Linked DNA regions of Homo sapiens: all the other regions are linked to region 1. The links are chromatin contacts, found by Hi-C or POLR2A ChIA-PET in ENCODE. All regions are on one chromosome and are shown on one strand. The core of a region is the stretch at or near the end of the contact, and the rest is flanking DNA. Distances in the headings are between cores, read along the strand shown.

The links. A loop is a pair of places that touch in the nucleus more often than their neighbours do. ChIA-PET counts read pairs that join two places held with the same protein, here RNA polymerase II (POLR2A). Pooled maps may share reads with other maps.
Region 2: a loop to region 1 is called in a pooled map, with 4 times the contacts of the local background. The contact joins the enhancer-like site here to the promoter of FDXR in region 1. A Hi-C loop is called at or near these places in 1 of 37 single-sample maps with no recorded cell type and 3 of 50 pooled maps. POLR2A ChIA-PET finds 5 or more read pairs at or near these places in 1 of 52 experiments (activated B cell).
Region 3: a loop to region 1 is called in a map of CD4-positive, alpha-beta memory T cell, with 39 times the contacts of the local background. The contact joins the promoter of SLC25A19 here to the promoter of FDXR in region 1. A Hi-C loop is called at or near these places in 2 of 168 maps with a recorded cell type or tissue (CD4-positive, alpha-beta memory T cell and naive thymus-derived CD4-positive, alpha-beta T cell), 4 of 37 single-sample maps with no recorded cell type and 16 of 50 pooled maps. POLR2A ChIA-PET finds 5 or more read pairs at or near these places in 17 of 52 experiments (A549, CD4-positive, alpha-beta T cell, CD4-positive, alpha-beta memory T cell and 14 more).
Region 4: a pooled map shows a loop between it and region 1 (3-fold over the local background). The contact joins the enhancer-like site here to the promoter of FDXR in region 1. A Hi-C loop is called at or near these places in 2 of 50 pooled maps. POLR2A ChIA-PET finds 5 or more read pairs at or near these places in 5 of 52 experiments (A549, B cell, HEK293 and 2 more).
Region 5: a loop to region 1 is called in a pooled map, with 12 times the contacts of the local background. The contact joins the enhancer-like site here to the promoter of FDXR in region 1. A Hi-C loop is called at or near these places in 6 of 50 pooled maps. POLR2A ChIA-PET finds 5 or more read pairs at or near these places in 2 of 52 experiments (H1 and PC-9).
Region 6: a map of MCF 10A shows a loop between it and region 1 (18-fold over the local background). The contact joins the promoter of NUP85 here to the promoter of FDXR in region 1. A Hi-C loop is called at or near these places in 1 of 168 maps with a recorded cell type or tissue (MCF 10A), 2 of 37 single-sample maps with no recorded cell type and 16 of 50 pooled maps. POLR2A ChIA-PET finds 5 or more read pairs at or near these places in 7 of 52 experiments (A549, HEK293, K562 and 4 more).
Region 7: a map of naive thymus-derived CD4-positive, alpha-beta T cell shows a loop between it and region 1 (17-fold over the local background). The contact joins the promoter of JPT1 here to the promoter of FDXR in region 1. A Hi-C loop is called at or near these places in 1 of 168 maps with a recorded cell type or tissue (naive thymus-derived CD4-positive, alpha-beta T cell), 4 of 37 single-sample maps with no recorded cell type and 13 of 50 pooled maps. POLR2A ChIA-PET finds 5 or more read pairs at or near these places in 3 of 52 experiments (HCT116, OCI-LY7 and activated B cell).

What each region holds. Positions count from the first base shown.
Region 1 is chr17:74,871,517-74,874,412 of GRCh38, forward strand. FDXR (ferredoxin reductase) reads right to left here and starts at 1,478. Exons shown (of 12, transcript NM_024417.5): 1 at 1,350-1,478; 2 at 520-617. The coding sequence starts at 1,428. RefSeq lists enhancers at 830-1,730, 1,528-1,822, 1,778-2,007, 2,628-2,896 and silencers at 1,218-1,347, 1,388-1,617.
Region 2 is chr17:75,337,088-75,339,983 of GRCh38, forward strand. All of the region lies in intron 2 of GRB2 (growth factor receptor bound protein 2), which reads right to left. It also overlaps the pseudogene RPL36AP7. Among named protein-coding and RNA genes, the nearest start is that of SLC25A19, 49 kb to the left of the region's middle. RefSeq lists enhancers at 276-385, 1,843-2,012. Within about 2 kb of position 1,469, at least 6 of the 41 ENCODE cell types and tissues checked have a DNase peak (open chromatin) inside an H3K27ac peak, as active enhancers do.
Region 3 is chr17:75,287,940-75,290,835 of GRCh38, forward strand. SLC25A19 (solute carrier family 25 member 19) reads right to left here and starts at 1,494. Exons shown (of 8, transcript NM_001126121.2): 1 at 1,415-1,494; 2 at 563-652. RefSeq lists enhancers at 639-1,140, 1,573-1,772, 1,863-1,912, 1,953-2,002.
Region 4 is chr17:75,237,442-75,240,337 of GRCh38, forward strand. GGA3 (golgi associated, gamma adaptin ear containing, ARF binding protein 3) reads right to left here. Exons shown (of 17, transcript NM_138619.4): 13 at 2,348-2,667; 14 at 1,934-2,130; 15 at 1,473-1,642; 16 at 1,211-1,321; 17 at 1-948. The coding sequence ends at 838. Among named protein-coding and RNA genes, the nearest start is that of GGA3, 23 kb to the right of the region's middle. Within about 2 kb of position 1,395, at least 7 of the 41 ENCODE cell types and tissues checked have a DNase peak (open chromatin) inside an H3K27ac peak, as active enhancers do.
Region 5 is chr17:74,512,722-74,515,617 of GRCh38, forward strand. No RefSeq gene overlaps it. Among named protein-coding and RNA genes, the nearest start is that of CD300LB, 17 kb to the right of the region's middle. Within about 2 kb of position 1,415, at least 4 of the 41 ENCODE cell types and tissues checked have a DNase peak (open chromatin) inside an H3K27ac peak, as active enhancers do.
Region 6 is chr17:75,204,307-75,207,202 of GRCh38, forward strand. It overlaps NUP85 (nucleoporin 85), which reads left to right and starts at 1,373. Exons shown (of 19, transcript NM_024844.5): 1 at 1,373-1,488. The coding sequence starts at 1,456. RefSeq lists enhancers at 178-1,112, 1,113-2,046, 1,205-1,384.
Region 7 is chr17:75,152,983-75,155,878 of GRCh38, forward strand. It overlaps JPT1 (Jupiter microtubule associated homolog 1), which reads right to left and starts at 1,530. Exons shown (of 5, transcript NM_016185.4): 1 at 1,360-1,530. The coding sequence starts at 1,415. RefSeq lists a silencer at 1,126-1,365 and an enhancer at 2,018-2,613.

The sequences.
Region 1 (2,896 bases), core at 228-2,727:
ACACTGAAAGCCTTGAGATCCTGGCCTTCACAGGGGAAGGGGGAGGGGCAGAGGGCAGGCTGAAAGAACAGAATGGCACGGAGGACTGGAGCTATGGGTGAGGAGGGCATGGCAAGGCAGGTAAAGTTACAGAAAGCGGAGGAGGTGGGTAGCCTCGAGATGTAGGATGTTTGGGATAGAGTGAAGATAGACGAGAGAGGAGGGAAGATGAAGGAGGACAAAGTCATTTTGCAGGTCTACATAAGCCCCCTGGAGTGCTTGGCCAGGGAGGCAAAGCTGACCACCTGCCACTGACCACTCACCACCAATGTGCGTTTTACACCCCTGTCACACTGAGGACGGGAGGGGAGGGGAGCCTCAGGTGTAGGTGAGGAAGCAAGTGGGAAGTGTCCAGGCCAGATGGCTGGGAGCCCCTTCCCCATAAGGCAACCAGGAGTGCTCTTAAAACCCAAAGCGGGTGAGGCTTGCCCTTAGGACTGGAGCAGCAGGTGAATGATGGACTATGAGTAAGTGGCTTACCTTTAGCAGGTGTTGGGCCGTGTAGAAGCCAGCTGGGCCACTGCCCACCACACAGATCTGGGGGGTCTTCTCCTGTGTGGAGAAATGGTGGCAGAAGCCTGGGGCCAGGCAGAGGAGAGGGAAAAGGTCAAAATTAACTTCTCTCCCCAGTCCCAAACCAACCTGAATATCCAACAGAAGCTGGAACTTCCCAAGCTTCACCCTCACCTGCATCCTCCTTCTCTTGTTCCTCAAGGCTTTGGCATTTGCAGGGTCTCTTACTTCATCTGAACCCCCAAAGGCTGTGGGTTCATCCAGAGCCCACATCTCACCCATGAACCTACTACACCACTGCCAATGGCCTGCCCAACAACACTTCATTCCCTATCCAATCGGCTAGAATCCCACATCCTTCCAACGGCCTCCATATCATCCCAATCTCGCCCCCGTGGGTCTCCCCACGGTGTCCCTCCTCTAACCCCTCTCTCTCTCCACAAAACGCTATATTGCCCATATAGACCCGTCTTATTCCTACAGATCCCTGTTTCGACTCAGACTTTCCTCTCGCCCCACAGACCTCCGTATCATCCTCCATTCACCCCGTCTCACACCTGTAGATCTCAAAGTCTCTCCTTTTCACCTTTGTTGACCTCCGTCTCTAACCCTAGAAGCCTCACATCTCACGCACAGATCTCCGCCCACCCCCGTACACCACCGGGATCTCGCCAGCAGGAAGACACCCCTTCAGTCTCACCCTTCTCCAGCCCTGCCCCAGCTCTGCTCCGACCCCTACTCAGCGCTCGCAGGCCTCCCCGCGCTCCCATCCAGCCCCAAAGGCGCCCTGCTCCTACTCGGGGTGCTCCCGGCGGGAGGCAGCCGGGTCCGAGGCCACGCCGACCAGCCCCACCAGCGCCAGCAGCGCGAAGCCATGGCTGGGAGCAGCAACCTGCAAGTGGATCTGTTCCTAGCTACTGCTCCGCAGGGCAAGCCCGCTCCTGCCCGGGCCCGCCCACAAGCGAGGCCCCGCCCCAAACCCCGCCCCCTGCGCTCCGGGAAAGCGGAGCCTTGCGGCTCCACCCCGACTCCCGAGAGAATCCCGCCCCCAAAAGAGAGACCCGCCCTTAACTACGCCCCACCGTCGAAGCCCCGCCCCTCGGAGCATCCGGGGTATACGCGATTTAATACATTTCTCCCCAGGCCTCACCTTCCCTCCAAATCCCGGAAGCCTAGGGTTGGAAGAGAGCGAATCCCCATCGCTGTTTCAGTCCCTCCCCAAGGAAACAGCCACTAAGAAAGGAGCTTATTTTACTTAGCCGCGCCCCTCTCGGGAGGCTCTCGTCGCTCACTGATGACGCAGACGCCCTTGCCATTTGATTGCGAATCCTCCCACGTGACTTCGTCCTAGCCAATCACGAGTCCGGCTCCAAGCGAGCCTTCCCGCCGTTGGGAAATAACCAGAGTGCGGAAGTCTGGGGCGAGGGAGCTCCTTCCCGGAGCCCAGCAGCCTCCTTCTTCGACCCCGGGTGTTGTGCCGATGTAACCCCTCAAATCCCCGTCTTTGCCGGGCCAGGGAGAATATTAAACCCTGGAAAGCTCGTCCCACCTCACCTCCTTTCCCATTACATAGGTGAAGAAAAGCGGGGCGGGGCAGTGGCTTACGTATGGTACTAAGGACAGAGCGTCCGACCCCCGTGCAGCCGAGCCGGGACCAGAGTTGAGGTACTCCCCTCGGGTTCAGAATTTAAGGGGGCTCCAAAACACTCAGTAATCAAGATAAATATAATACTGCAACGTTTTAAAAGGTCAAAAGTAATGCAAAAAGTCTATGATCAAAATGTTTTTAAAAATAAGGACAGGATCCGTAGTCACAGCTGACCCAATAAGCCTAACCCCTCTTCCTTTTCCCCATGGGCCCTCTTGTCAAATATTACTTCCTTGGAGAAGCCTTTTCTCTGACCCGTCCCCTCCCAAGTTCCAAGGAGTTAAAGGCCTCTCATTCCACAGCATCTGACCTTATCCCATCATGACTTACTACACTGGTTGTCGTTTTTAATGAGATTTTAAATTCAATAATAACATACAGAAAAGTGCACAAATCATGAGTGTACAACTTGACAATATATCACAAGGTGTAACCATATAACCACCACCCAGATCAAGAAATAAAACATGGCCAGTATCCCAGGAGTCCTCTGTGCCCTTACTGGTCACTTCCCCTCCCTCCCACTGGTAAGTAAATGCTGTCTGCTTTCTAATAGGTCACTGTGTTTTATGCCTGTCCCACTAGACCAGGAGTAGGCAAACTATAGCTTGCAGGCCAAATACTGTCCACCAGCATGTTTTGGATGACCAACAAGAATGGCTTTTACTGTTTTTGTTTTTTTGGAGGTTTTGGGGT
Region 2 (2,896 bases), core at 219-2,718, 470 kb after region 1:
AATTCTAGTATCCAGAATATCACGTTATCAGATAGCCCAGGTATTGCTGCACATACCTCTAAACCTCTTCACTCTAGAATTTCAGAAAAAGCTTGGTTCTGCCGGAGGCAAAACACAGGATGAACAATGCAGCTGCAACCCTGAGCCAGAGACCAGGCCTTTCAACCCAACTGCTCCACCTGCACTGGGAGCTTGCACACACAAGCCCTGAAACTGGAGTGATGTAATTAGATGCTTAAAAATTAAGTTTTATTCAAATGTTTAAGTATACAAAACAGCTACTGAAGTGTCGGGTTAAAAAAAAAAAAGAAAGAAAAAGAAAACAAAACAGCAAAGAACACAAATGAATGTTGAAGAGCTCGAGGTGGCAGAGACCAGAAGCATCTGAGGATGAGGCTGCACCTACAAAGATTGTTTCATTTGCTGTGGCTTTAGGTGAAAGCTCACATCCTTCACAAATAATTTTTATTTTATTACTGTTACTATTTTTTTTTTTTTTTTGAGATGGAGTCTCGCTCTGTCGCCCAGGCTGGAGTGCAGTGGCACAATCTCGGCTCACTGCAAGGTCCGCCTCCTAGGTTCAGGCCATTCTCCTGCCTCAGCCTCCCGAGTAGCTGGGACTACAGGCGTCTGCAACCACGCCCAGCTAATTTTTTATATTTTTAGTAGAGACGGGTTTCACTGTGTTAGCCAGGACGGTCTTGATCTGACCTCGTGATCCGCCTGCCTCGGCCTCCAAAAGTGCTGGGATTATAGGCGTGAGCCACTGCGCCCGGCCTACTATTACTACTACTACTACTACTACTACTACTACTATTATTATTATTATTATTATTATTATTATTATTATTATTATTTATTGAGACAGAGTCTCACTCTGTTGCCCAGGCTGGAGTGCAGTGGCACAATCTCGGCTCACTGCAACCTCCGCCTCCCAGGTTCAAGTGATTCTCTGCCTCAGCCTCTCGAGTAGCTGGGATTACAGGCACCCGCCACCACGCCTGGCTAATTTTTGTATTTTTAGCAGAGATGGGGTTTCACCATATTGGTCAGGCTGGTCTTGAACCTCTGACCTCAGGTGATTTGCCTGCCTTGGCCTCCTGAGTAGCTAGGATTACAGGCGCCTGTCACCATGCTCAGCTAATTTTTGTATTTTTCATAGAGACGGGGTTTCACCATGTTGGCCAGGCTGGTCTCGAACTCCTGGCCTCAGGTGATCTGCCCACCTTGGCCTCCCAAAGTGCTGGGATTACAGGCATGAGCCACCGTGCCCGGCCACAAATAATTTTTAAAGGCCTAGTCAGACTCCTGAGCATGAGCAAGCTGCTCCCATCACTGTGTCTTCACTTGCTTATTCACTCCCTCTGCACAAATCCACGGGTGAGCTCACAAAAAGTTTCCTTCAGCTTTAAAATCTCCAAGGAATGTTTTTAGCTATTACCCCACAGCTGCATTTTCTATTCCAACCCCCATATTCCCTCGAGTTATGACTTTGTAGCCACACGACACTTTGGTTTAACGGAAGCAGATTGATCAAGAGATGAGATTATAAGAGGAGGAAGAGACAAGTTTCAGTGAAGACAGTTCTTTTTGTTTTTTGGTTTTTTTTTGCAAAGAGACTGAAAATAATGTTAAGAGCCCAAATCAGGAAGAAATTTAAGAGATGAGGAATGAGGTGAGCTTTACACAGAAGAATTAAAAATATACAAGTCCTTTCTGTGCTGATAGCACTCACGCAAATGGTCAACTTTCCTAAAATTCACTGGACTTTCTCTAAGAAGTGTGGCAAGCATCAACCCCACAAAGTGACACAGTACAAGAAGGGAAAGGATTCTCTGTATGCCCAGGGAAAGCGGCGTTATGACAGGAAGCAGAGTGGCTATGGTGGGCAGACTAAGTCGATTTTCCGGAAAAAGGCTGAAACCACAAAGAAGACTGTGCTAAGGCTTGAGTGCGTTGAGCCCAACTGCAGATCTAAGAGAATGCTGGCTATTAAAAGATGCAAGCATTTTGAACTGGGAGGAGATAAGAAGAGAAAGGGCCAAGTGATCCAGTTCTAAGTGTCATCTTTTGTTTTATTATGAAGACAATAAAATCCTGAGTTTATGTTTTTTTTTTTTTTTTGAGACAGAGTCTTGCTCTGTTGCCCAGGCTGGAGTGCAGTGGCACGATCTCGGCTCACTGCAAGCTCCGCCTCCTGGGTTCACGCCATTCTCCTGCCTCAGCCTCCTGAGTAGCTGGGACTACAGGCGCCCGCCACCACGCCCGGCTATTTTTTTGTATTTTTAGTAGAGAGGGGGTTTCACTATGTTGGCCAGGATGGTCTCGATCACTTGACCCCCTGATCCACCCACCTCGGCCTCCCAAGAGTTTATGTTTACTTCAAAATATATATATATATGTACAAGTCAATGGAAGGGGACATGAAGGAACTCTAGAGGTGCTGTTTATCTCACATTTCCTGACCTGGGTGTGTTCTGTTTGTGAAAGTTCACTGACCTATAATGATATATACATTTTCCTTTTTCTTTCTTTCTTTTTTTTTTTTTTTGAGACAGCTTCAGTTTTCACTCTTGTTACCCAGGCTGGAGTGCAATGGCGCCATCTCAGCTCACTGCCACCTCTGCCTCCTGGGTTCAAGTGATTCTCATGCCTCAGCCTCCCAAGTAGCTGGGATTACAGGCGTCTGCCACCACACCTGGCTAATTGTTTTGTATTTTTAGTAGAGATGGAGTTTCGCCATGTTGGCCAGGGTGGTCTTGAACTACTGACCTCAGGCGATCCACCCGCCTTGGCCTCCCAAAGTGCTGGGATTACAGGCGTTAGCCACGGCACCTGGCCCTTGCACTTAATTTTCTATACAAATTATAGAAAAAGGTGTCATTTAGAAAAATGG
Region 3 (2,896 bases), core at 244-2,743, 420 kb after region 1:
TCAAGACCAGTCTGGCCAACATGGTGAAACCCTGTCTCTAATAAAAATACAAAAATTATCTGGGTGTCGTGGTGGGCGCCTGTAATCCCAGTTACTTGGGAGGCTGAGGAGGGAGAATCACGTGAGCCTGGGAGGCAGAGGTTGCAGTGAGCTGAAATCACGCCATTGCACTCCAGCCTGGGCTACAGAGTGAGACTCCGTCTCAAAAACAAAAAAACAAAACAAAACAAAAAAGAAAATGACGCTCCTGGGCTCCCCTGACTCAGACCTACTGACCTCTTCAGCCTCACTCTGGACCACTCTTCCCCTTCCCTCATTTAACCAGAGTGGTCTGACTGCTTCTGCCCAGTTCCTGGAAAACTCGGGGAGCACTCCTATCAATTGCCTTGCCTCTACTCCTCCAGTTCCCTACGTCTGAAATACAGCCCCACTCTCAGCCCCTACTCACTTTTTCAAGGCTAGCTCCTCTCATCCACCAGAGCTCAGCTAAAAAGCATCCCTTCCAGGAGATGTACTTTTTTCCTTTTTTGTAAAAACAAAAAACAAAAACAGTAATACCTACATACGGTCTGTAGAGTTGTACAAAGCATAGAAAGAAGTCTGTAACCACACACATCAACAGGTAGTTGGTAACTGATCACAGGGAGAAGGGCTGAGAAGGGAAAAAGGAAGGTAGACCTGTCGATAATTCTATACTGTTTGAATTTGTTATGGCAAAAAAAAAAAAAAAAAATCCCTAAAACTAGCCTTCAGAATTACCCTAGTTCTTGAATACTTGTAGTAGTGGGGGTGGGGGTGGGGGAGGAGGGGAGATACTACCTACAGGATGGCAGCCTCCACCCCAGACATCAATTCCTTTTCTCCTCTCACCCACCCTGGAACTCCTCCCCAGGCGCCCATGAGGAAGTTTAAACACGCGGCAAGCGACTGAGAGGCAAAACCTCTCCAGGGGTTACCCAGGGACCGCTCAGGTCACACTGAGCAGCGTGTTTCCCGCCCATCTGGGCAGAAAGGAGGAGCAAGCCCGAGTGGCAGGTGTCCTGGATCGCTGTCAGGAGACCGGAGCATACCAGGCTCTTCCTGGTGTTCGGGTGCCCATGTGCCCAAGGGCTCAGCTGAGCAAATCTGCAGAGGTCCCCGTGTGGGTACCTAGGTGTCCACGTGTGCCTCGGGGTGTGTTTTTTCTCCTTGAGTCCGAGGGGACGCCCTGGAGCTCAGGTGCTCAAGGGCGTGCGCGGGGCTCGGCCGCCGGTGTCCCTGGAGATGCTTCTCTGGTCTGGTGTGACACGTGTGTACACAGTCCCCGCCCTCTCGTGAGCGCCCGGGTGCGTGTGCTCCCTCCCGACCACCCTGAGGAGCGAGGGTGCTGGTCCCCGAGAGGGCGGCGAGAAGGACGGAGGTAGAGGTTACTCACACGGCTCGGCGGGTGCGGCCCGGCTCAGCGCTCTCCGCTCTCTCTAGCTCCTCGCGCAGTCTTAACAGCAAAACTCTACTGAGCTCGGACGAAACTGGCGGGCTCCTGGGCCAATCACCGTGCAGCTCCCCGCCAGACGCTGGACCAATGGTTGTGCGCTTGAGGTCTGGCAACCGCCTCCCGCAAGATATCACCGGGTAATGTAGTCCTTCGCGACCAAGGGCAGGACAGCTGGACGGCGCACAGCTTCCTGGGAGATGTAGTCCGGCTGCTCGCGGGCGCGCGAGTTCGACCGACGCGTTAGAAGGAGGTGCCTTGCGAAGCCGGGCTGCGACCTTAGGGGTCGCCGTGCTCTGGCGTGTGACTCGAAAGTCAGCCTGCAGGCGGGGTCCAAGGTTAGGGCGCGGTAGACTTGACCCGCTTTCCTCAAACTCTGTTAATGCCAGAACCCGGATAATCTCAACTTGGTAAAGATGGCAGGAAGCCTAGCAAAAAGCTGGAGGACGTCGGGAAGAGAATAGATGAGAACAGTCCCCTCGGGGACGGGGAAGGCAAAAACACGAGTGTCCCCCCCTCTCACCCCGAGTTTTAGTATTTCTCATTATAAAAGTAATATTAAAAGTATATAGACAGAAAATATAGAAAGGAAGGAGGAAATGACTCATCCTACCGCCCGCACACAACTAGCGTCACGGTTTTGCGCGACAGTATTGCCTCCTGACTTTTTAATTGCATTTTTATATTCGTGTTATCATTTTGACGCACAATTTTAAGACATTTTTATTGTAGAAAATTTCAAGATACACAGAAGTGGAATAACCCGATGAAGCCGCGTAGAGTCGCTCTCCGACCTCAGCAGTTACGCGACTCATGGGGCAATCTTGTTTCCTCTATTTCTGCACCTACCTCGCACGCGCTGCCCAGCGTTATTCTGAAGTAAATACCATCACGTGTTTTCACCAGTAAATATTTCAGTATGTGTCTTTAAAGGACAAGCATTCCCTTTTTAATACGTATACATTATGCTTCACACACACACAAAACTGTCACTCCGACCCCCCAAAAAAACTTTTAATATCAAATATGAATTAGTGTTTACACTTTTCTGAAAGAAAGAAATGTTCTTCTTTTTTTTTTTTTTTTTTTTTTTTTTTTTTTTTTTTTTTTTTTGAGACAGTTTTGCTCTTGTCGCCCAGGCTGGAGTGCAATGGTGCTATTTCAGCTCACTGCAACCTTTGCCTCTGGGGTTCACACGATTCTCCTGCCTCAGCCTCCCGAGTAGCTGGGATTACACGCGTGCACCACTATGCCCAGCTAATTTTTTGTATCTTTAGTAGAGATGGGGTTTTGCCATGTTGGTCAGTCTGGTCTCAAACTTTTTTTTTTTTTTTGAGACAAGAGTCTCACTCTGTCACCCAGGCTGGAATGCAGTGGCACGATCTCGGCTCGGTGCAACCTCCACCTCCCGGGTTCAGGTGATTC
Region 4 (2,896 bases), core at 145-2,644, 370 kb after region 1:
GTTTATTTCATGCCAAGCAAGAGGTAGTCAGTAGGATGGCCTGTCCCCACGGCTGGAGGCACGCTTTTCCCAGAAAGCTGAGTACCTGCTTCTGGAGAAGGGGAAATACTGGCTCTCTTCATTTTCCTTCCTATCCCTAGTTGGGCCTGTCATGAGGCCAAATTCCATGTCCTGCCAAGATGTCCATAGGACACAGCCTGCCACTGCCAGGGACAAGCACACAACTCATCACTCCGTGGCCATTCCAGGACGATGCTGTCCACCAGAGGCAGGGCTGGGGACTTTGCAGTATGCCAGTTCCTTATTCTGGGCCAGGCACCTTCCTGGGCCACCTCCCTGGGGATGGCAGCAGGAGCTGGTTGGCGGGGGAAGCATGGAATTGCAACAGGGCTGCAGCCCCTTGGGCCGTGCATCTGTCAGGTGTGAGGATGTGGCTCTTGTGGGGAATGACCCATGACAGTCTCTCTTTAGAGACTCCCACCCCCCACCCCCCACCCCAGTGGCTTCAGTGAATGCCAGTAGAAGGAAGCAAACACCTACGCCAAGCCTGGGGGTCCATGTTCCCGGGACAGCAGTGAAGTCAGGGGCCACTCCGCACCCCTGACAGCATATGGCCACTTCAAGTCACACAGGTAGATAAAAACAGGTCCTTTTAGGGGCCAAAGGAGAGGTTATCACAGCAGCAGTTTGGTTCTCAGCAGAAATGCCCAGGGCCCCTGTTCCACATCAAAGCTACAAGCACTGTTGTCAGGGCATGGAGAGTGACGGGACCAGAGCCCTCCTCGTCTCAGGGCAGCCTGCCTGGCTTCAAGGTGGAGATCACAGCGTCCTCTGGGGTCATAGGTTCCCCCACTGTTCCACAGGAGGGAACTGGTCCACCTCGCCCACCTCTGTGCTCAGCTGCTCCCCCAGGGCGAAGGTCAGCTTATACCGAAGCCGCACCTTCTCCTGTGACAGAGGGCAGCAAGTGAGATCCAGCCCAGGCGGCCCCTTGGCAGGACGCCCTCTATTCTGCTACCCTCTCTGTGCTAGAGGAATGGTCCCTTTTCCCCGCAACCCCCAACCATGCTCAGACACTTAACCTAAGGCAGCAAAGGGATGTGTCAATCCTACAGTCAAAACACTTCCAGCTGGGAGGTGGTGGGCCTGACGTCCTAATCTGGGGCAGCTGGGGCCTCAGGCTGGGACCCCTGGGTTCTTTGCTGCTCACCTTCAGTGGATTGGCCAGCAACATGACCTGGGTGATGGCTGCAGGTGGCTGGATGGGGCTAAATGGAGAGAGTTCTGTCCCAGAAGGTGGCTGCAACTTCACTTTCATTGACTAAAGAGAGAGAAACTCCTTTGAAGAGAACTGGTAGGTGCCCCCAGATGGAACCTGCAGTGCACACACACACTGCCACCTGCTGGCTGCAAAGGCCTCTACACAACAGGGTCAAGATAAGGCCGTTTTGGCCCCAGGGAGACACTGGTACCTTGGGCACTGCAGCCTGCAGCACGATGCTCTTGACAGGTAAGGGAGCCGTGTTCAGCATGGACACCACCACCACCAGCACGTCAGGTCGTCCTGGGGGACACTCCTTGGCAAAGTGGAAGAGGATGCGGAAGCCGTTTTTATCGTAGGCTGTCACAGGAAGGGCACTGCCTGTAAGAACGTGACGTGAGTGTGGGAGGAGCAGCACCAGAGACACCCAACAGAGCCCCGGCGGTGAGGAGAAAAGGGCTACTCCGTGGTCATGATGAGTCCAGTGCTTCCTAACGGAATCTGGGAGAGGCGCTCAGTGAGGAGCTTAAGACTGAGAATGCAGGCAGGGAGGCCTGCCTGGCTTTAAGGGACCCCCTGCAAAGAGTGCCTGGATCCATCCCTGTCGCATGTCCTACAGCTCCGTGGCTATAGGCCCCACCGCCCCACCCACCTCAATCCTCCAACACCTACTAGGCTTGATCGATTCCAGGGGCACGTGGATGCTGGCCAGGGAGAGCTCAGGCCCCTTCGGGGGGCTGCCCTGGGACTGGAAACTCAGTGGCTGGAAGAGCGGGCTGCCGGGCCCCGTGGAGAAGGGCAGGAGGGGCCTGGCTGGGGTGGTGGTGGGGATGAGAGGGGAGGTAGTGGGTTTCACCAAGCCCGAGGTCCTGGGAGGTGGGAAGGATGGAAAGCACGTCAGAGAGCCAGCCAGAGCTGCAGGACTCTCACCCAAGGCCCCTGACCATGCTCTTACCCAGGCCCACCCCTTGCCTTCCAGCCTGACTGATGGGACTACAAGGCACCCCCACCCCTTCAAAGTTAGCTCTGGTTCTGACACATTCAGGCCCAACCCTCAGCAACCCCACATCTCCTCCCACTCATTACACTTTGGCCTCTTCTAGAAGCTGATCGAGGGCATCCAGGTGGTGCAGCGCGCTGTTGCCCAACGCCAAGCCATGGTGCCCAGGGACTGCGGGCTCAACTTTTGGGGCCAAGGCTGGGGCCACTCCAGTAGAAAACAAGGAGGAGCCCGCACTGGGGGCAGGAACACTGGCTGGGACCACAGGAGCTGGGAAGGGAGGCGGCAGTGGAGCTTGGGAGCTGCTTGAGGAGGGGGCTGAGGGCTGGAGCAGAGGAGCATCGGAGGCGCCACAGGCAGCGGTCCCCGGCCTGGGGCTGAAGAAGTCCAGGTCGGACTGTTCCCTCTATGAACAACAGAAAGGGTGGTGAGCCGAGGGCGGGTGGGGAGGGCCTGCCGCTGGAACGGGGCGCAGCCCTCCAAGGACTGCACGGAAGACAGCCCCGGAGGCACTCATTGTTCCCCGCTGCAGCTGGCACGCTCTGGAGGGAAGGACAGCTAACTGCAGCCCAGGAGACATGACGCTGGAAAGTGGAGGTCCTTGGCACAGTAGTGCTGTCACCGATCCTGTGCCC
Region 5 (2,896 bases), core at 165-2,664, 360 kb before region 1:
GGCTGAAAGGGGAAGAAGAGGTCATGCACCATCCGTCTTGCAGCTATAAAAACTAAGGTTTAGGTTGGTGAGGGGGTGTACCCGAAGGATGACTCAAAGGGTACTTCACGGGTAAAGGAACTCAGCTCAAATAAGGTGACTCAAGTCTATTTACAGCCTTGTCCAGTGTGGACTCAAGAATAGCCTGGCCTACCACCCTGAGCTGTCAGGGAGGACAGATGAGATGGACATTGTGAAAATGGGGTACTGCCAGCCTTTAAAATGCGGCGAGTGCACAAGTCACGCAGTGCTGTTATCAACTCATGATATAAGTTCCTCTTCCCTCCCCCGACTGCCTGTGTTGAGTCTCAAATTCATCCCACTGCAGGGAGGTCAGAAAAAGTTCAGAACTTCTTTCTGACCTCCCTCTTGTGGGATTTAATGAGGACATGAAGTGGTGACATTGAGGTGGGAGTTAAGGAGAATGTGCTGGGCTTGGGGCCCAGCAGATGGACATATGTTACCTGTGCCCCTGGGGATGATTCTACCTTCTAAAATGGGCCATGGAAACCTGGTTTCATGTGGTTGGGTCAATCCCCCCAGTGCTTCTGAGGTTGATGAGTTAAACGATGCAAAGGCCATGGTTGGGAGATCTCCTCTTGGGATACGACTTTGGTGAATTTACCTGGGTCTGGTCCTCATTCCTGCAAATCTAGAACCCGACCACCATCCAGACAAGAAGAGAGACTGAGACCCTACAATAACTCAAGTGATTTATTTTGGGGACACTCCTTTCCAGGAAGCTGAATGCTTGTGACCCTCATCTGTTTTTCTGATTTCAGCTGCCTGGGAGGTTGCCTGAGCAGGCAGGAGGCAGCTCATGGGCATGGACTTGAACTGATGCCTCGAATGGCCTGCCTGGCCTTTGTCTTTCTTTATGTTCCATTACCAAATATTCTGCTCCTGGAATCACAGCCTTTGTTTTTATTTATTTATTTATTTATTTATTTATTTATTATTTTAAATGTTTTATAGAGATGGGGGGTCTTGCCAGTACAGGCTGGTCTCAAATTCCTGGGCTCAAGCAAACATCCTGCCTCAGCCTCCCAAAATGCTGGGATTACACAACAATGCCCTAAAATAAGACTTTCAGGTGAAGCTTATGCATGTCTTTCCTGCTTGGTGAGTAGGGTATGATTAGAGTTGGATTTTTCCATCCCATATTCACTCTACAGAATCAATTTAGTGTTCTGCTTATCTATGGGACATTGATGTCATGTGATGGGTGATGTCATGTGATGGGTGATGTCATGTGATGGGTGATGTCATGTGATGTGTGATGTCATGTGATGGGTGATGTCATGTGATGCATGATGTCATGTGATGGGTGATGTCATGTGATGGGTGATGCCATGTGATGGGTTATGTCATGTGATGGGTGATGCCATGTGACAGGTGGTCATGTGACAAGGTGATCCTGTGATGAGTGGTCATGTGATGGGTGATGTCATGTGATGGGTGATGGGATGGGCGATGTCATGTGATGGGTGATCATGTGACAGGTGATGTCATGTGATGGGTGGTCATGTGATGGGTGATATGTAATGGGTGATGTCATGTGGGGGTGGTCATGTGATAGGTGATGTCATGTGATCGACGATCATGTGATGGGTGATGTCATGTGATGGGTGATGTCATGTGATGGGTGATCATGTGACAAGTGATCATGTGATGGGTGATGTCATATCATGGGTGATGTCATGTGACAGGTGATCATGTGACAGGTGATCATGTGATGGGTGATGTCATGTGATGGGTGATGCCATGTGACATGTGGTCATGTGACAGGTGATGTCATGTGATGGGTGATCATGTGATGAGTGATGTCATGTGATGGGTGATGTCATGTGATAGGTGATCATGTGATGAGTGATGTCATGTGACAGGGATGTCATGTGATGGGTGATCATGTGATGGGTGCTGTCATGTAATGGGTGGTCATGTGATGGGTGATGTCATGTGATGGGTGATGTGATGGGCAATCATGTGATGGGTGATGTGATGGTGATCATGTGACAGGTGATGTCATGTGATGGGTGGTCATGTGATGGGTGATATCATGTAATGGGTGATGTCATGCGGGGGTGGTCATGTGATAGGTGATGTCATGTGATGGGTGATCATGTGATGGGTGATGTCACGTGATGGGTGATATCACATGATGGGCGACATCACGTGATGGGCGATCATATGATGGGTGATGTCATGTGATGGGCAATATCACGTGATGGGCGACATCACGTGATGGGCAATCATGTGATGGGTGATGTCACATCATGGGTGATCATGTGATGGGTGATTGATGTCATATGATTCCAGGGGGAGCACCTGTTCACCAAGCAGGGGAGAGGCTGTGAGTTCTCTGCCACGCTGGTAACACAATCTCTACTGGGGCTTCCTAGTGCTGACTGCTGCAGGTGGCTCATCATAGCACACCAAGGGCCACCACAGGGACACATTACCAAAGGAAACCCCAGAAGACACAAAACATCCCCTTCTTCCTCCATAAACTTGGGAGCCAGATGTTGGGTGACATCGTTCACCATCTCTGGCTGCTCTGGCCTTGCTGGAACCCCCTGTTTTCTCTTTCTCCTCTTGCATCATGATAAATGGCCGATCATTAATGGATGAAAAGTGGTGTCTCTGACACAAAGGCTCAACGAGGCGTCTCTGTCAAAGGGTCACACTAGATTCTATATCCACACACAGGAGACCTCTGGACTGGGGACCCTGAGCAGTGCCTTGGAGAATTCTGCAGCTTCCTGCTCTCAGGCCTGTGGCCCCATCTCTCCTTGATTGATGCCCCCAAGGATGCCCTGAGGTTAGAACACTCCCTCCGTGGGTGTGTTCTTGAGGC
Region 6 (2,896 bases), core at 123-2,622, 330 kb after region 1:
TTGGAAAAATGAAACAATTATCTTACAACTTATTTTTCTCTTTCCTCTCCTCCCCTCTCTCTAAAAGAGTGTGGCTCCTTCCCCTCTCTTTTCCCCTTCCTCTCTCTAGAGTGGTTAACTCTCAAACTGTATTTAACTCTGGAAAAGTTTTCAATTACACAGGCGATAACTCCAACTTGAGGTATAACGGAAACTTATTAAGAGAAAAAGAGCAAAATAATTTTTTTTTGAGACTCAGCAAAATAATTTTTTTTTTTTTGAGACGGAGTCTCCGTCTGTCGCCCAGGATGGAGTGCAGTGGCGCGATCTTGGCTCACTGCAACCTCCGCCTCCCGGGTTGGAACAATTCTCCTGCCTCAGCCTTACGAGTAGCTGGGATTACAGGTGTCCGCCACCACTCCCGGCTAATTTTTGTATTTTCAGTAGAGACGGGGTTTCGCCATGTTGTCCAGGCTGGTCTTGAACTCCTGACCTCAGGTGATCCAACCACCTCGGCGTCCCGGAGTGCTGGGATTACAGGCGCGCGCTACCAAGCACAGCTAATTTTTTTTTTTTTTTTTGAGACGGAGTCTCGCTCTGTCTCCCAGGCTGGAGTGCAGTGGTGCGATCTTGGCTCAATGCAACCTCCACCTCCCGGGTTGGAACAATTCTCTTGCCTCAGCCTTCCGAGTAGCTGGAATTACAGGTGTCCGCCACCACGCCCGTCTAATTTTTTATATTTTTAGTAGAGACGAGGTTTCATCATATTGGCCAGACTGGTCTTGAACTCCTGAACTCCAGTGATCCACCCACCTTGGGCTGCCAAAGTGTTGGGATTAGAGGCTTGAGCCACAGCGCCGGGCCTTCAGGGGTATCGATTTTGTTCCCGTGCCTCTTGTGTGTGTTCTAGTGTGGAAGTGGAGGCGATTGCTTTCCAGCACAAGCCCGTTTGACTGTCGGGGTTTGGACAAGTGGCTGCGACGACACTAAGGTGGAGACCGGGATGTAGCGAGGACTCCCAGAGTTGGGAGACGTTGTACGCTTACTGGGACCTAAATCCCGCACGAGTTCCCACCCAAGTGCCGCCGCCCCAGCCTACGCACGCGCATTCGCACCGTCTCCAGCCCCGGGGTCCTCCTGCCCCTCCCGCCGTCTCCGGGGGCCTTTTCTCCGCTCGGCACCAGGGTGTCCCCGGCGCCGCCTGATCCTGTTAGCGCGGTACTCTGAGTGCAGTCAGTCCTCGGCGCTGTTTTCCCTGATTTGCTGTCGACGCCAGGAAGGAAGGACGCGTGCAGAGGACCGCAGAGGGGTGGCCGTGGCTGAGAGGAGACAGCGCCGCAGCACTGAGGGTTTGGGCTTGCAGGCGCTGCAGGAGACGCCCAGGCGGAGTCTTGTCTCGCAGCCAGCTCTGAGCGGGAGGCCTGAGCGGGAAGCATTGGCGTCCGAGCGACTTCTAGGAGCCTGGGGTTCGGCGCTATGGAGGAGCTCGATGGCGAGCCAACAGTCACTGTAAGGGTACCCCGAACAGGCTTGCTCGTCCTTGCGGGTTGAGAACTGCGTCTGCTTAGTTACTTCAGGCTTGTCTGCTTCCCTAGTGGTCGCGAGGCGCTCGTCCCCTTCCCTCGACTCAGTTGCCACTTTTCCGGAGGTCGCAGTGTTAACGAGGTGCCCGCCCTAGGGTCGCAGTGGTCGCGGGGTTTCTGCCACCAGTCACAAACCCCGGCCTCGAAGGTCCCACTCCGTCCCTTTCCTTCCTTTGTGTTCCTGGCCTTTTTACTTCCCTTGCTTTTCCTCTTGGGCATTAGAGTGGGTTCAGCCCAAGCAGAGGAATTTATATTTTTATTCCAGCCGTATTAAGCTCTGCATCGCGGCACATTGAGCTTCTGCCTGTGTGGCCTAAGGTTTATTCAACGTATTATCTCAGGAGACTATTCCTGTTTTATCGCTGTGCATTCAATTCCATTTGAACTTTGAAGACAGTATGTCAACTGTGGATGATCTGTGATGTGTATAAAAAAAATTCACGCGCTTTATGTACGAGATACCTACCGTTTCTGCTAGTTGGATTGCTCTTGTTTTCCCTCTTGTTAACCAGAAGTGACTGAGGCAGGTCTCAACCGATAAAGGTTTAATTAGCTAAGGTTGAGGATCCAACCGGGAAAAAGCACAGGTCACAGGAGGATCTGAGACCTGTGCTTTTTCCAAAGATGGTTTTGGGAACATCACTAGTTAAAGAGGAAGGAGCTAGCAGGAGGGGCAAAAAAGGGAGGTTAGGCAGTGAGGAGGCAAATGATTACATTCTTGTGAGTCGGTGATTAGCCTCAGTAAATCTGCATTTTACCTGTGAAAAGAGGGAGCAGAGGAAAATTTTATGTATGCATTCATCTCAGGGTAGGTAGAGGGATTATGGTTATTATTACTGTTATTTTTTAGACGGAGTCTCGCTCTGTCTCCCAGGCTGGAGTGCAGTGGCGCGGTCTCGGCTCACTGTAACCTCCGCCTCCCGGGTTCACACCATTCTCCTGCCTCAGCCTCCTGAGTAGCTGGGACTACAGGTGCCCGCCACCACGCCCGGCTAATTTTTTGTACTTTTTTGTATTTTTAGTAGAGACGGGGTTTCACCGTGTTGGCCAGGATGGTCTCAATCTCCTGACCTCGTGATCCGCCCACCTCGGCCTCCCAAAGTGCTGGGATTACAGGCGTGAGCCACCGCACCCGGCCGATTTCTGGTCTTTTACTTGTGAAGATAAGCTGGTAGTTGACATTGTCAGAATCAACAGATCTTGATTTTAGGACTAGTTTATAGGGGCGATGTGTATCCTGAAAATTTTAGAGGCTCACAAGGAATTTCCTTGTGAGCAATTTGTGAGGGAAGCTCTCTGGGGAGATATGTGGCCTTCTTTTTTTTTTCTCTTGA
Region 7 (2,896 bases), core at 280-2,779, 280 kb after region 1:
CAATTGCTGAGTGAGGCGTGCTTTTTGTTCCCAAGTTCTCTAACCCCTGTGAGATATGGCTATTTCACGTGTCTTCTTAGCCCCACAAAATGGCTCCCTTTGTGCCACTTGGCCAGGACCCCGAGGGTAGCCACACATGAATGCAGGTCATAATCGATGTAAAATACATGCTCAAAAAAGTGATTTAAGCTTCTTCCAAGCCTTGAAGAGGATCCCAGACATAACTGTAACCCACCTTAAAGAACAGTGTGCAATTAGCTGAGACAATGTGGACACCTTCCACAGAATCCAAACCCTTCCACCAAGTAAGTTAAGCAAGGACTTGGAAAAGGGTTCCTGTCCAAACACTGTACCCAGTGCCCCAAGCCCAAAAAGCAGTGGGAAGAAGGGCAAGAAAAATCCCCCGCTTCCCAGGTAGCGCTACCACGTTAGAGACAATGGATGTCTCCGGCCCCGCCCAAGAACAAGAAACCTCCTCCTGCAAGGGAACCAGGGCCAGGGATGAACTCACTGGGCAAACGTCAAAGGAGGAAGCGAAGGTAGGATGCAAAGGCCACGGTCCGAAGGTTTAAGCGCAGAAAACCCACTCGGGTTGGCTCGTTCCCCGCGCCCGCCCCCGCCCCCCGCCTTAGAAATGAGCGCAGGGATGGGGAGAAGGGGTCTTTCCTTTGTTAGGAAGGGGAGACACTTGGAAGAGGGGAGGCACTTCGAAGAGGGGAAGAACGATTGGGTCCTCAATGGGGGGTGAAGGGTCGCGATGACCAGCCCCGCTCGACCACACATGCACCTGTCAGGTAGGTCCGAATAAGGAGTGGGGGCACGGCGAGGGTAAGGAGCCCGCCGGACCTGATCGATCCGGTCTCCGGATCCAATGGCTGCGCGCGAGAGCGAGACCAACCGCATGCCACGGGGGAGAGACAGGAGCGCGTGGCCCATCAATGGGACAATAGGACCTGACCATGCATGGGGCCCTAAAGGATCCCCGGGCACCTGGGGGGCCAAGCCCACCACCCTGGGGATGCACCAGCCGGGATGCACACAGGAGAAAGCGAAGCCCTCCCCGAAGGTTCCGATTAACGAAAACCGGCCGTGCTCCGAGGGGCGACCAGCCCCGGCCTCCTCAGCCCCTGACTCCGTGGAAGGAATGAATGGAGAGCAGCAGGGACCCGGGTGGGGCCGGCGCGCAGGGCTCGCCAGGCGGCACAAAGGCGGCGCCGACGGCAGAACCCCGCCACCCGCCCCGGCGCGAGCACAGCGCACGGGGCTCGTTACCCGCAACGACCGGCGCGAGGCCCCGCCGGCAGCGGCCCTCCCAGCCCCTCAGCCCCGCGCGGCTCGGGCGCGACCCGGTCGCCTCACCGGGAGCTATTCCTGCTGTTGGGGTCGACTCCCTTGAAGGTGGTGGTTGTGGTCATGGCGCCGAGGAGCGAGGTAGGCTGGCGCCGGAGCAGAACGCTCAAAGGGTCGGACCCGAGGGGCGCTGGGAAACTCCACACCCAACAGCCGACCACCGCTGCAGGAGCCGCCGCTGCCGCCTGTCCGGCCGATCGACGCCTTTATAGGGTTTTCAACCCCCGCCCCCTAACCCGCCGGCATTGGCCGATTCAAATGAATTCTTTCATTCCTATTGGCTCTCTGGAGTGCCAAGCACCATGCGGCATTACGATGGGCTGTGGCGGCCACGGCTCAGCCTAAGCCCGCCCCCTTCCTGGACTGGGAAGGCCTTGGGACTCTCTCCCCTCCCCCACCCCAAAATCTCGGCGATGATTGGACGGAAGGCGAATCTACCTCGCGCTGGGTGGAAGTCGTGCTGGCTGTCACTGTAAAACGTTACCTGACAGAGGGGGAAGCTCTTTCTTGGGGAGTTACAACCTCGGCAAGCAGAAGGGAGATTTGTCACTGTTACTGTTCTCTCATTTGCTTTACTGATGGTGGGATAGTAAGGGCATCCTCCTTAAAGGATGAAAAGTACTGCAACAAGTTGACATTTATCTGTTGAATACCTACTGTGTGTCCCATTTAGAAACCTAATAGTCTCAAAGCAGCCGCACAATGAGTCAGCAACAGAGAGCGCACCAAGATGATCCCTTTTAAAAGGACTGGAAATTCCTTACATTTTAATGTTACTGTTTAGTTGTAATGGGTGGTGCATGTACTGGACCAAAATTACAGTCGCTCCTATTTGGGGGCCTATTCTAAGGCTGGTTAATGCCTGGCACCAGGAATGGACTCATTCCCTGCTACCAAGACTATGGAAGCAGCTCAGGCCTCTGCAGCTGTTTATAACCCTTAAGTCATGACTCTTCCACCTGTCTGGGTAAATCTATCCATGCGACAAATGCAGACACACTTGGAGGATTCAGGAATGATGGTTTACAAGATCATAATAGGAAAGCCTTGGGCAAAAGAGGGCAGGCCCTTCTCATGTCTTGCATATTTCCTCAAGGCAGATGTCTTTGCTTGTCTCAATATTTCCATAATAATTGAACCACATTCCTCTTTGCAAAGCCACCTTTCAGGTAGTTGGAAGTTTGTATTCTGGGCAGTCTAGGTTAACCACCCTCCCCCCCCGGGCTTTCATGAAAAGCCAGTGAGAAGTTCTGTTCTAGAAAGCACGGATGATGCATTTATGTGCTTACCACAACAGCACGAAGCGCACCACTTGTTTGTGTTAGAATCTTCCCTTCTTTTTTTCCTTTCTTTTTTTTTTTTGTTTTTGAAGTGGAGTTTCGCTCTTGTCACCCAGGCTAGAGTGCAATGGCGCTCAATGCAACCTCCACCTCCCAGGTTCAAGCGATTCTCCTGCCTCAGCCTCCGTAATAGCTGGAACTACAGGCGTGCGCCACCACCCCTGACTAATTTTTGTATTTTTAGTAGAGACGGCGTTTCACCATAT